2 separate regions of the Homo sapiens genome follow, and region 1 is linked to region 2. The links are chromatin contacts, found by Hi-C or POLR2A ChIA-PET in ENCODE. All regions are on one chromosome and are shown on one strand. Each heading gives the region's core, a stretch centred on a gene start or an enhancer-like site at or near the end of the contact. The rest is flanking DNA. Distances are from core to core; before and after follow the strand shown.

What was found. Hi-C counts contacts between places; a loop is a spot of excess contacts on that map. ChIA-PET counts read pairs that join two places held with the same protein, here RNA polymerase II (POLR2A).
Region 1: a map of gastrocnemius medialis shows a loop between it and region 2 (4-fold over the local background). The contact joins two enhancer-like sites. A Hi-C loop is called at or near these places in 1 of 168 maps with a recorded cell type or tissue (gastrocnemius medialis). POLR2A ChIA-PET finds 5 or more read pairs at or near these places in 2 of 52 experiments (B cell and MCF 10A).

Annotation. Positions count from the first base shown.
Region 1 is chr5:178,237,083-178,242,599 of GRCh38, reverse strand. It overlaps COL23A1 (collagen type XXIII alpha 1 chain), which reads left to right. Exons shown (of 29, transcript NM_173465.4): 26 at 206-259; 27 at 472-558; 28 at 3,421-3,459; 29 at 3,900-4,982. The coding sequence ends at 3,902. It overlaps LOC112267937 (a long non-coding RNA gene), which reads right to left. Exons shown (of 3, transcript XR_002956238.2): 3 at 3,932-5,517. Among named protein-coding and RNA genes, the nearest start is that of PHYKPL, 7.0 kb to the right of the region's middle. RefSeq lists enhancers at 1,616-1,735, 3,736-3,785, 3,791-4,464, 4,465-5,138. Within about 2 kb of position 2,665, at least 13 of the 41 ENCODE cell types and tissues checked have a DNase peak (open chromatin) inside an H3K27ac peak, as active enhancers do; they include gastrocnemius medialis, where a contact is called at or near this core.
Region 2 is chr5:178,427,008-178,433,156 of GRCh38, reverse strand. All of the region lies in intron 2 of COL23A1 (collagen type XXIII alpha 1 chain), which reads left to right. Among named protein-coding and RNA genes, the nearest start is that of COL23A1, 160 kb to the left of the region's middle. Within about 2 kb of position 4,281, at least 12 of the 41 ENCODE cell types and tissues checked have a DNase peak (open chromatin) inside an H3K27ac peak, as active enhancers do; they include gastrocnemius medialis, where a contact is called at or near this core.

The sequences.
Region 1 (5,517 bases), core at 1,416-3,915, 190 kb after region 2:
AGCTGGCATCGTAAATGCATGCTCTTCCTACATCAGCCTTGTACCCAGCAGTGTATCACCTACAGCTAGGGCTAGGCCAGCGTGTGCCACGAATATGCAGGGGGGAAAGTGGGCGTGTGGATGGGAGAGGAACAGAGATGAGCCGGTAACAGAGGGGCAAACCTCCAGCCTCATTTTCGGGTTTAGCATCTAATCCTTTTGTCAGGGTTTCCCTGGACCCCGAGGAGAGAAAGGTGATCGGAGCGAGCGTGGAGAGAAGGTGAGGGCAGCTGGACGGGAGCTGGGGCAGGAGGAGAGGGGGAAGGAGGCAGGTGGGAGTGGAGGCTCAGGTGAAGCAGGTAGAGAGAACCCAGGCCGGGCAGGTGGGCGGAGGCAGGGGGAGGCTGGCCCCACGCGCTTCTCTCGGAGAGATGTTGGAGGTTCCTAAGCCTGGCAGCCATGACCAATACCACCATCTCCCCTCCTGCACAGGGAGAACGAGGGGTCCCCGGCCGGAAAGGAGTGAAGGGCCAGAAGGGCGAGCCGGGACCACCAGGCCTGGACCAGCCGTGTCCCGTGGTAGGTGTCGGAGGAGGGCCCTGCCCCAGGTCTTTTTGGCCTCCAGCCAGGGTCAGCCCAACATCTTCCCTGTCCTCGGAACTCAGCTGCAAGTCCCAGAGGCCCCACTGGTCACGCACTGGCCTTCCTCACTGTCAGGGCCACTGCTGCTGCTACTGCCATCATCGCGGTTCCCCTTGCTCTGGTCCTAACCACCCCCAACCATGGGCATGACTCAGGGAACCCAGCCCCTCTGTAGAGCTGGAGGCCCAGCCCCTCATTCTTCACCCCCAGGACAGGCCTGGCTTGAGTAGGAACCCACTGTGGGCCATCTTGGGCTGGAAGTGGACAGGGCCTAGACCAGGAGTGGAGGGGCTTTACCTGGAGTCATCAGCACCATCAGCGGTGCCCTGGGAGGGGGCTGGGCCCTGCGGAGGGAACCAAAGTTAGCACAGACACGCTGCCGCTGGGGGCGGAGGCAGTGAGTGCCCAGCCCCATCGCTGTGGTCTGGCTGCCTGGGGTGGAAGTCGGGGTCTGACTCCCACTGGGCCTGAGGCCAAGCTGAGCTGAAACTCAGCTTCCCCAAGCACAGACGGTGGGACCACCCTGACCTCTCTGGCTGGCTGTGCCTCCCCTTCCTTCCTCCTTCCCAGAAGAGTCTCTCTGGGCTGGGGCAGCACCTCCCTCTTCCCCACATCCCCTCTGCCTACCCCCACACCCTTCCTGTACCTCTTTCTGTGCTCTCTCAGTGGCCTTTGGCAGCCCACCAGCCCCAGTGGTTTCAGGCACTGGTGCCTGAAACAACCACAGTTCAAAAGTCAGCTCCATTTATTTCTTTTCGGAGACAGAGTCTCACTCTGTCGCCCAGGCTGGAGCGATCATGGTTCACTGCAGCCTCCATCTCCCAGGCTCAAGTGATCCTCCTGCCTCAGCTTCCCAAGTAGCCAAGAACTACAGGCATGCACCACCATGCCCAGCTAATTTTTAATTTTTGTAGAGCTGGGGTCTTGCAATGTCGTCCAGGCTGGTCTGGGCTCAAGCGATTGTCCCACCTTAGCCTCCCAGAGTGCTGGGACGACAGGTGTGAGCCACTGTGCCCTGCCTAGTTCCTTTTTCTAGAAAGTAGGGAGGGTTTACATGTCACACTCTTCCGGTGGAGCTCAGAAAAGACAGGAAAAACAGAACAGCTGGGTTTTCGTACTAAAACTGGACAGATATTCAGACGTGGCCACTCCAGCCACGGGGATGTGTGCAGGCCGGCCTCAACCTCCAGCGGTGCCAGAGTTAGAGACCCCCTCCCAGACCTCTGGCCTCTGTTCCTCAGTGTCCTTATCCCTGCAGTGGGGGATACCGCTCCCCTCGGACAGTTTTGAGAAGTCAATGAGAAAAGGACTTGAAGAGCGAAGTGGTCAGCGCACAGAAAGGGCGGGGACAGCAGGGGCAGGGTGGCCCAGCCCCGCAGCTCCGGGGCCTGGCCCAGGACTCCCCTCCAAATCAGTAAGCCCTTGTCTCCTTTGAAACAGGAGAATCCCACGTGCGGAGGCCGGAGAGGGGCACCAGGCTGGCGGGGCCCTGCGAGGGGCAATGGGCCATGCCCTGCGGTAGGCGGCCTGGCCTGCTGTGTGCCGTGTGCCGTGTGCTGTGTGGGCCTTCGGGGCAGCCAGGGCCCTTGGCTCTGCCCCGGCCTTCCTCGCTTCTGCTTCCTTTCCATTCTGCCCCCCTCCCCACCTTCCCTTTGGTGCCTAGCCTGGTCCCTGGTGTACACATGGGAATATTCCAGGGGATGCCCAGTGTCTGAGGCTCATTCCTGTGCTTTGGAACAGAATGACATGTTTTGCGCCTTGGTGTCCCTGATGAGTCAGTCTTCGTTCCTCTCCAGTTTCCCCACCCTCCAGGCTGCCTGAGGAAACCCGGCCCCTGCTTATGTCTGGCTCCTGGGTGGGCACCACAGGTGCCGCTAGATAGCCCTACCCCAGGCCCAGCCCCAACCCCCAGCAACCTGAGCCTGCCCTGCTCCAGCCAGCACAGGCTGGAGCAGGATGCCAATTCCTGGGCCATCCTTAAAACCCTCCAGGAGCCATTCCTGCCCAAGGCCTGAAAGCTCGCAGGCCCCAGGGTGAGGAGCCAGAGTGACCGTCACATCAGGCAGGAAGCCACACGGCTCTCAGCAGGACCCAGGCCAGAGTCACTGTCACATCAGACAGGAAGCCACACGGCTCTCGGCAGGACCCAGGCCAGAGTCACTGTCACATCAGGCAGGAAGCCACACGGCTCTCGGCAGGACCCAGGCCAGAGTCACTGTCACATCAGGCAGGAAGCCACACGGCTCTCGGCAGGACCCAGGCCAGAGTCAGTGTCACATCAGGCAGGAAGCCACACGGCTCTCGGCAGGACCCAGGCCAGAGTCAGTGTCACATCAGGCAGGAAGCCACACGGCTCTCGGCAGGACCCAGGCCAGAGTCAGTGTCACATCAGGCAGGAAGCCACACGGCTCTCGGCAGGACCCAGGCCAGAGTCACTGTCACATCAGACAGGAAGCCACACGGCTCTCGGCAGGACCCAGGCCAGCCTGTACATGTCTGGCACAATGCTCATCCCTTCCTAGTGCCCTCCTGTTCCTGCCCACTGCACAGCAGTCCCCACAAAGCACAGAGGGAACACACTCAGGACAAGCTCAGTGAGAGGCCGTCGTTCCCCATGACCCCATGACCCCACTACCTGGGTGGACAGAGGAGGCATTGTGCCCCTGCCTCAGTGGGGCCCAGCAGTCTCACATGGCCGCTCCCTGGCCTGCACCTCCCTACAGACCAGGGGAGGGCATGTGGGGTGTAGAGGAGCTCCCCAGGCCCCATCCCCATCACTGAAACCTTCTTCCTTTCCAGGGCCCCGACGGGCTGCCTGTGCCTGGCTGCTGGCATAAGGTACCGTGCAGGGAAGTCTCCAGGGCAGGCTTGGGAGAGGCAGGGGAGGGTGGGGGAATGGGAGGGCCCCAGAGCCTGGGTGCTGTCACTCAAACCTCTGGGTGTCTGCGGCTTCTCGCACAGTGACTGAATAGCCAGGTTTCCCATCATGACCCTGGTTTTGACTCTCCCATCTTGCATGTGAGGCGTGGGGCTGTGGTCCTGGGTGATGGTGTATAACCCATCCTGTGGGTCACATGGACTCAACTGACACCTGGACCAGGCAGGGCAAAGCCATCAGTGCCCCCTGGGATATTGTCCCAACTGGCCCACTGAGAGGGAGTGGGGGGAGGGAAGATAGGAGGAAATGGGCAGGACCGGGGAGGCCAGGCAAGGTGGCCTGGATGGGGGCGGAGCTTCTCGGGCTCCTCGTCACCTTCAGTCTCTTCCTCCTTTTCCAGTGACCCACAGGCCCAGCTCACACCTGTACAGATCCGTGTGGACATTTTTAATTTTTGTAAAAACAAAACAGTAATATATTGATCTTTTTTCATGGAATGCGCTACCTGTGGCCTTTTAACATTCAAGAGTATGCCCACCCAGCCCCAAAGCCACCGGCATGTGAAGCTGCCGGAAAGTGGACAGGCCAGACCAGGGAGATGTGTACCTGAGGGGCACCCTTGGGCCTGGGCTTTCCCAGGAAGGAGATGAAGGTAGAAGCACCTGGCTCGGGCAAGGCTAGAAAGATGCTACGTTGGGCCTTCAGTCACCTGATCAGCAGAGAGACTCTCAGCTGTGGTACTGCCCTGTAAGAACCTGCCCCCGCAAAACTCTGGAGTCCCTGGGACACACCCTATCCAAGAAGACCCAGGGGTGGAACAGCGGCTGCTGTTGCTCCTGGCCTCATCAGCCTCCAAACTCAACCACAACCAGCTGCCTCTGCAGTTGGACAAGACTTGGCCCCCGGACAAGACTCGCCCAGCACTTGCGGCTGGGCCCGGGGAGCAGTGAGTGGAAATCCCCCACGAGGGTCTAGCTCTACCACATTCAGGAGGCCTCAGGAGGCCAGCCTGCCATGAGAGCACATGTCCTCTGGCCAGGAGTAGTGGCTGAGCTCTGTGATCGCTGTGATGTGGACCCAGCTCCAGGGAGCAGAGTGTCGAGGATGGAGGGGCCCAGCCTGGACTGACTGCTACTTCCTGTCTCTGTTTCCATTATCACCCAGAGAGGGACAAGATAGGACATGGCCTGGACCAGGGAGGCAGGCCTCCCACTCAGAGTCTGGGTCTCACTGGCCCCAAGTCTCCCACCCAGAACTCTGGCCAAAAATGGCTCTCTAGGTGGGCTGTGCAGGCAAAGCAAAGCTCAGGGCTGGTTCCCAGCTGGCCTGAGCAGGGGGCCTGCCACCAGACCCACCCACGCTCTGACGAGAGGCTTTTCCACCTCCAGCAAGTGTTCCCAGCAACCAGCTCCATCCTGGCTGCTTGCCTTCCATTTCCGTGTAGATGGAGATCACTGTGTGTAATAAACCACAAGTGCGTGTCTGGGTGTGCCTGTCCTTGTGGACTGCCCCTGGGGCACCTCTGGCTGTGGTTTCATCCTGGCCACTGCTGGGTGGGGAGGGAAAAGGGGACCCTCCCTGAGTAAGAGCCATCCCAGAAACCAAAGGAGGAAGTTCAGGGTCAGGGCAAAGATGGGATTTGGAGTTCGGAAGACACAGATTCACTGCCTGGTCCTGCCACACATCAGCTGAGTCCTCTGGCAAGTCACTACCTGTCAAATTGAGCCCCTGTGTGCTCCTCTATTGCGGTTAGCAGACTGCTGCATAACAAATCTCTCCAAAACTTGTTGCCTTAAAACAATGGCGATTTTGGCCAGACACAGTGGCTCATTCTTTTAATCCCAATACTTTGGGAGGGCAAGGTGGGAGGATCACTTGAGCCCAGGAGTTCGAGACCAGGCTGGCAGCATGGTGAAACTCCATCTCTACCAAAAGTAAAGAATTAAAAAACATTAGTAGGGTGGGTTGATGTGTGCCTGTGGTCCTAGCTGCTGGGCAGGCTGAAGCGGGAGGACTGC
Region 2 (6,149 bases), core at 3,032-5,531:
CTTAAACCTGCGGAGTCCATACCAACTTCCAGTAGTGTCAGGATGGAACTGAACTGTGGGACTTCTGGTTGGTGTTGGAGGAAGGAGGATGGAAAAGACACCATTGCATTTGGTGTCAGGAGGGAAATAAACCTCTCGGAGAGGGAAACCAAGGGAACTCCAGCTACCATGGTCTCAGCAGTCCAGGGCTACCAGTAGTAAGGGGTGTGGTGGATTCGAGTTGCCAGAATTGGTTGGTGGGTGAAGGGAGCTCTGGGGAGTCCTAGTGACCACTGCAAGGGGGGTAAGGACCAAACAGGTCAGCAGAACAGCTGAAAGGGAGCCTGTGCCCAGGACCTCAAGGAAGAGCAGGGGAGGGCCCTGGGGCACTTGTCCCAGGCAGGCACTCAGCACGACTGTCCCAGGGCTGGGCCCTTACCAGCCCCAGAACATTGGCTTAGGGGTTCTTTGCCTTCTACTTCCTTTGGCTTCTGCCCAGCATCCTCTCCCTGCTTCCTGGCTTGAGTCTCTTCAGTTGGAGGGTGACTGAGGCCTCGCTCAGTCTGCAAGCCCAGCTCTGGGTGTTTCCTGCCTCCTTGTTCTCTGCTTCTTTCCTGCTCTGCTCCATGTGACAGACCCTGAGCCCTGTAGCTCCTGGGTCTTCTGACTTCCTGCCGGGAGCGTAGGAGGCAGGCGAGAGGGTGGGGCAAAGAGAAATGGGGTATTTCTCCCATATTTCCTGCCAGGGTCCCCACAACCTCCTGCCACTTATCACTCCAGCTGAGGGGTGGTAGTCACTATCTGCTGTTGCAAACCTGTGGGTCATTTAAAATGTCCTCTGTTTGGCTTTTCAATTCCTCCAACACCTGTGTAACGAGCCGTCTGCATTAAATTCCCTCTGTTGTAATTCCTTGGAGTGCTTTCTCTTTTCTTAGTTGGACCTCGTCCACATGAATAAATGTGAGGACTTTTTCCTGAAGGCTTTGAAATAAAAGGAAAGGGTTCTATAAGTTACCTTGAAGAATGCTGCAATGATTCATTGTAGCCAGAGTCCTAAAACACTCAGGGGACGTACCAGATTTTATTCCAAGACCTTACAAGCAGTTTGCAAAAGCCCCTTTCTATTTCAGCAGGACTTTTAACTTCTTAGATTTCGCATCAGAACTGGTAAATCATTTCTCATGGATTTCTGTTCTTTGCCCAGAGAAAGTCTGAGTCAGAGATTTTCCCCCATCCCGTGTTTAGTCTACTTAGCCAAAGTGACCACAGACAACTTTGATATGACTCTTCTCCAAGTGAGATATTTCGTGACTGCCAATGTGTGACAATTCAAGAAGGTGGCTGTATTAGTTTCTTGTGGACGCTGTAGCAAATTATCACAAACTTGGTGGCTTAACACAACACAGATCTAGTCTCTTAATGTTCCTGAGGCCGGAAGTTTGCAATGAGTCTTTTGAAAGGCTGAAATCAAGATGGTGGCAGGGCAGCTTCCTTCTGGAGGCTCCAGGGGAGAATCCGTTCTTTGCCTCTTCAGCTCCTGGCCGCTGCCAGCGTTCCTTGGCTTGTGGCTGCATCACTCCAGTCTCTGCTCCATGGCCACATCGCCTACTTCTCTTCTGTATCTGATCTTCCACTTTGACATTTGTGATTACGTCTGGGGCCAAACTAATCTAGAATAGTCTCCCCGTCTCGATATCCGGAACTTCATCACATCTGCAGTTTCTGTTCCCACAGAAGGAACCATTCGCGGGTTCTGGGGATTAGGGAAGGGCTATCTGTGGGGAGCCACTATTCTGTCAACCGTAGTGTCTTTGGGAACTTCACCATGGCAGCTGTGTCCCAGAACAGTCTGTGTGTGAAGAGGTGTCTGCCCCCAGAACGAGCTTTCCAAAACCAGCTCTGACCAGGACACACCCTGCGTGTGACAGGAGGGCAGTTCCTGAGTTTTGCAACCCCAAGCCCAGCTCCCCACTGGCAGCCTGGGCCCACTGGCCTTCCTGGGATCCTTCTCATGCCTCTGTCACTGTCATTCAGCATCCTCAGCCCACCCACTTGCCATCCCATAAGCTGGCGGTGCTCCCTCTATGTCTTTGCTCACACCGCACTTACTGCCTGGGGCTCTGGTCTCCCTCCCCTGCCTGGAGAACTCTGCTCCTCCTTCCTAGCCCGTCTCCCTCTGGCATCTCTTCCTCCACCATCTCCCTGCCCTGTGCTCCTGCAGCAGGCCGCTCATGTCTTTACGTCTGTATGAACTCACCCAGGGCATCACGTGAGGGCTGTGGGATGCTGCCTGACTCCCAGGTAGGGACTCACCTACCTCTGTACCCACCATACCTAGCAACCACAAGGCACCACCTATGCATGGCTGGGAGAGAATATCACAGACCCAGATCCCAGGGTCTGGGACACAGCACTCAGAAAATGTGACTAGTGTTGAATCAAGCAAATGGATTATTTTGTTCTCATTTTATCAGAATGCTCTATTTCCCAAGTTGCCATTGAAAGAAACCATCCAACTTTGTTAGTTTCCTTTCTCAGTCTCCTACCTGGACATCAGGCAGGAGCCCAGTATTCTCTGCACGCTCACACTCTGTGCTCACTCTGCTGCGCACGTCACACGTGGACATACATGGATCTTTCCCACGGAGGTGAGAGCCAGGGTATTGGCAGCCCCTAGGAAGAGAGAAGCTCGCCTCTCACGAGCACAGAACTACTCTTCTTTCCTTGTCTTCCCACGTCCCATTGTGTCCTTTCCAGGGGACTATGAGCCCCAGGATGGAATTGTGCAACTGGTGCCATTGATGTCCTTAGGAAATCGGAACCCGTTTCTGGAATTCTTGACAGTGAGTGGCAGAATTCCAGTGGGCAGAGACCCAGGAACCTGGGGCCCCAGTGAAGTCACCTGTGTGTCTTTGTTAATTGCTTGCATGGGAGAAATTCCTTATGGGGTGTGATCGTTCTCGGGAGACAGGAAATGAATGTCCAATCAAGATAATGCAGCATATTCTGGATTAAGGTCTCGAAGTGACAGTTCCACCCAGAAGTTTCTGGTGCTCTTAAAAGTTCAGCATGACAGGCTGAGGCACGTGGGTCTTTCCAGGTGCACCTCAGGGGACAGAGTACCTGGCTGACCTCCCTGGCTGAACATACTTCCTGGGGACAGGTTGTGAAAGCTGACTCCAGAGCCTGCCTGGACAAGGAACATGAAAGGGCGACCCTGCACAGGGAAAGGCACGGTCAGTGGGGACAGAACTGTAGCAGAGTTCTAGCCATGCCTGGGGAGTGGTGCAGAGGGAGGTGGGGTTAGAGCCAGGCCATAGGTCAGGGAAAGGAAGTAGGGCCACACTGTAGACCCTCTAAGCAGAGGCTCAGACACTTGGACGGTAGCCAGTAGGCCATGGGGAGCCATAGAGGGTGGTGCAGGGAGGGACACAGTCAGGGCCATGTGCTCAGATCCCTCTGGCGTCAATGTGGAAAATGAGCTGGGGGAGGCAGTAGGGAGTGTGCAGTGTCCAGGCGAGAGTGCGTGCAGCCTCACCAGGAAGACCAGGAAGCGGCACTCAATGAATCTACATTTTACGCATGAAAAGAAGGGAGTGAGGGGAGCCAAAATTCTGCATTCATCTCCCACTCACTAAATCTACAGTTTACACAAGCTAAAGTAAGCATGCGACACTGCAGCTATCTGTTTGGGAAGAAAAGGAAGGCAGTTTTTGCCTGACTCAGTTTCTGAGCTTAACTTTCGCTTTGGCATGGTGAGTTTGAGGTCCTGGCATTTTGTTTTTCTTTCACACCGTGAGGCTCAGGCCGGGGAAGCAGGGCAACTTTCTCTAGAGGAAGGCAGAGGAGGGGCCCTTCGCTCGTGGGGTGTGGAGGGGAGGCCTGTGGTGTGGTGTGGGGTGCTGGGCTTGAGGTAGACGGGCCTGGTGGCGCCCCAGCTCTGCCCTGTGACCTTGGATGAGTCCCGGCCTTTCCCGAGGCGCATGCCCCATCCACTGCAGGATGAGGTAATACCCACCTCCCCAGGCTGTGAGGAGCTGTAAAGGCGCTGAAATGCCCTGGTGCCTGGCATGGGGCCCAACATACCTAAGTATTTGCCTGGCCCTCCCCGCACCTGGTTTACAGAGCAGTCGCGTGCCCCAGCCAATCACGAGCAGAAAAGAAGGTACACCCGCACCCCGGGTGCTGGGCCTGGGCAGCACTGGGGTGTGGTAGGGTCTCAGGACACTCACGGAGGGCCTGCCTGTCTGTGTGCGGGTAGGGAGCTGGCTTGGAAACAATAGGGAGGCAAAGGCAGCCCTGCCCCCACCCCCACGAGGCACCACTCCAGGGGCAGAGTTGCTTGCAGACCCTGCTTGCACAGCCCCCATCTGGGCAGATGAGCAGTTAAAATCCTAACACTGAGCCCAGTTCAGGAACAAAATGAGGCCCTGAAATGAATGATCACAGGCCAAGAGAGTGACAATGTCCTGGAGAAGCAGAAAACATCCTGTCCCCAGCCCAGCCCCAGCACACAATCCGGGCGCTGACATAATGAGGTCAGGAGAAGAGGCTGCCATCCTGGCTCGGGGGCTAAAAAGGCCTGGGCCGGGCAGGGGCTGCCAGCCAGGAGGAGCATCCAAGAGGCCCCGCTGGGCACCCTGCCGCGGCTCCTGGACACAGAGCACAGGCCCAGCTGGCAGTCACTCCGGACACTCACTCAGTCCTTGTCACAAGGAGTTCCGAGCAGCAGAATGAGGAAGGGGCCCTGGAAGCTGCCCCTGGTTCCCTGTTATCTTGGTAGGTTTTGATCCAGGAAGGCTCCTCCTCGTGCAAAGAGCTGGCTCCATGGTCCTGCAGGTTCTAGAGGGGATGGCCAGCCTCGGGGACTGCCCAGGGCACCTTCTTGGCTGGAGAGATGGCATCTTGGGAAGCCAGAGACCCTTCTCCCAGGAAATGCCTCGGGGAGCCCACAGCAGAAGGCTTGGTCACCTAAGGGGACACGATTGCTCAGGACTTTGGATTCCTCGTTCTCTTTTCCCTGTGATATCTGAGCCAGTGAGCATAGATGTGGGCTTTTGATGATACCCTCATTGCTGGAAAGGCTGGACTGGAGGAGAGGGCTTGGACCAGAGCCAAATTGGCTTCCTAATACTCCTTCCTCCCTGGATCAGGGATCAACATCCCCCACCAGAGGGTACATTCCTTAGAATTAATAAACCAATGACATGCCATCACCCAAACTCCACAGTTAACATTAGGGGACCACTCCTGGTGCTGGACAGTCTGTGGGTTTGGATAAATACACAATGACATGTATCCACCATTATAGTATCATACAGAATAGTTTCACTGTCCCCCAAATCCCCCGTGCTCCAACTATTCATCCCTCCCTCCCCCAGCCCCTGGCAACGAGTGATCTTTTCACCATCTCCATAGTTTTGCCTTTCCCAGAATGTCATCTAGCTGGAATCACAGCATGTGGCCTTTTCAGATAGCTTCTTTCTCCTAATAATATGCATTTAAGCTTCCTCCATGTCTGTTCCTGGCTTGAGAGCTCATTTCTTGTCAGCATTGAATAATAGAATATTATTCAGTGCTAAATATTATGTAGCTAAATAATATCCCAAACTGTGGCTGTACCACAACTTACCTACCCACTCACCTACTGAAAGACATCTTGGCTGCTTGCAGGTTTGGAAATTATGTATAAAGCTGCTATAATCATCTGTGTTCAGGCTTTTGTATGGACATACGTTTTCAGCTTCTTTGTGTAAATACCAAGGAGCAAGATAGCTGGAGCATATGGCAAGAGTATGTTTAGTTTTGTAAGAAACTGCTAAGCTGTATTCCAAAGGGCCTGTACCCTTCTGCATTCCCACCAGCAATGGACGAGGCTTCCCAATACTCCACATCCCTGCCAGCATCTGGTGGTTCAGTGTGCTGGATTTTGGCCATACTCATAGGTATGTAGTGGTATCTCATCATCATTATTATTATTTTTTGAGACACAGTTTTGCTCTTGTCGCCCAGGCTGGAGTGCAATGGTGTGATCACTGCAACCTCTGCCTCCCAGGTTCAAGCAATTCTCCTGCCTCAGCCTCCCCAGTTCCTGGGATTACAGGTGCCCACCACCATGCCTGGCTAATTTTTTTGGTATTTTTAGTAGAGACGGGGTTTCACCATAATGG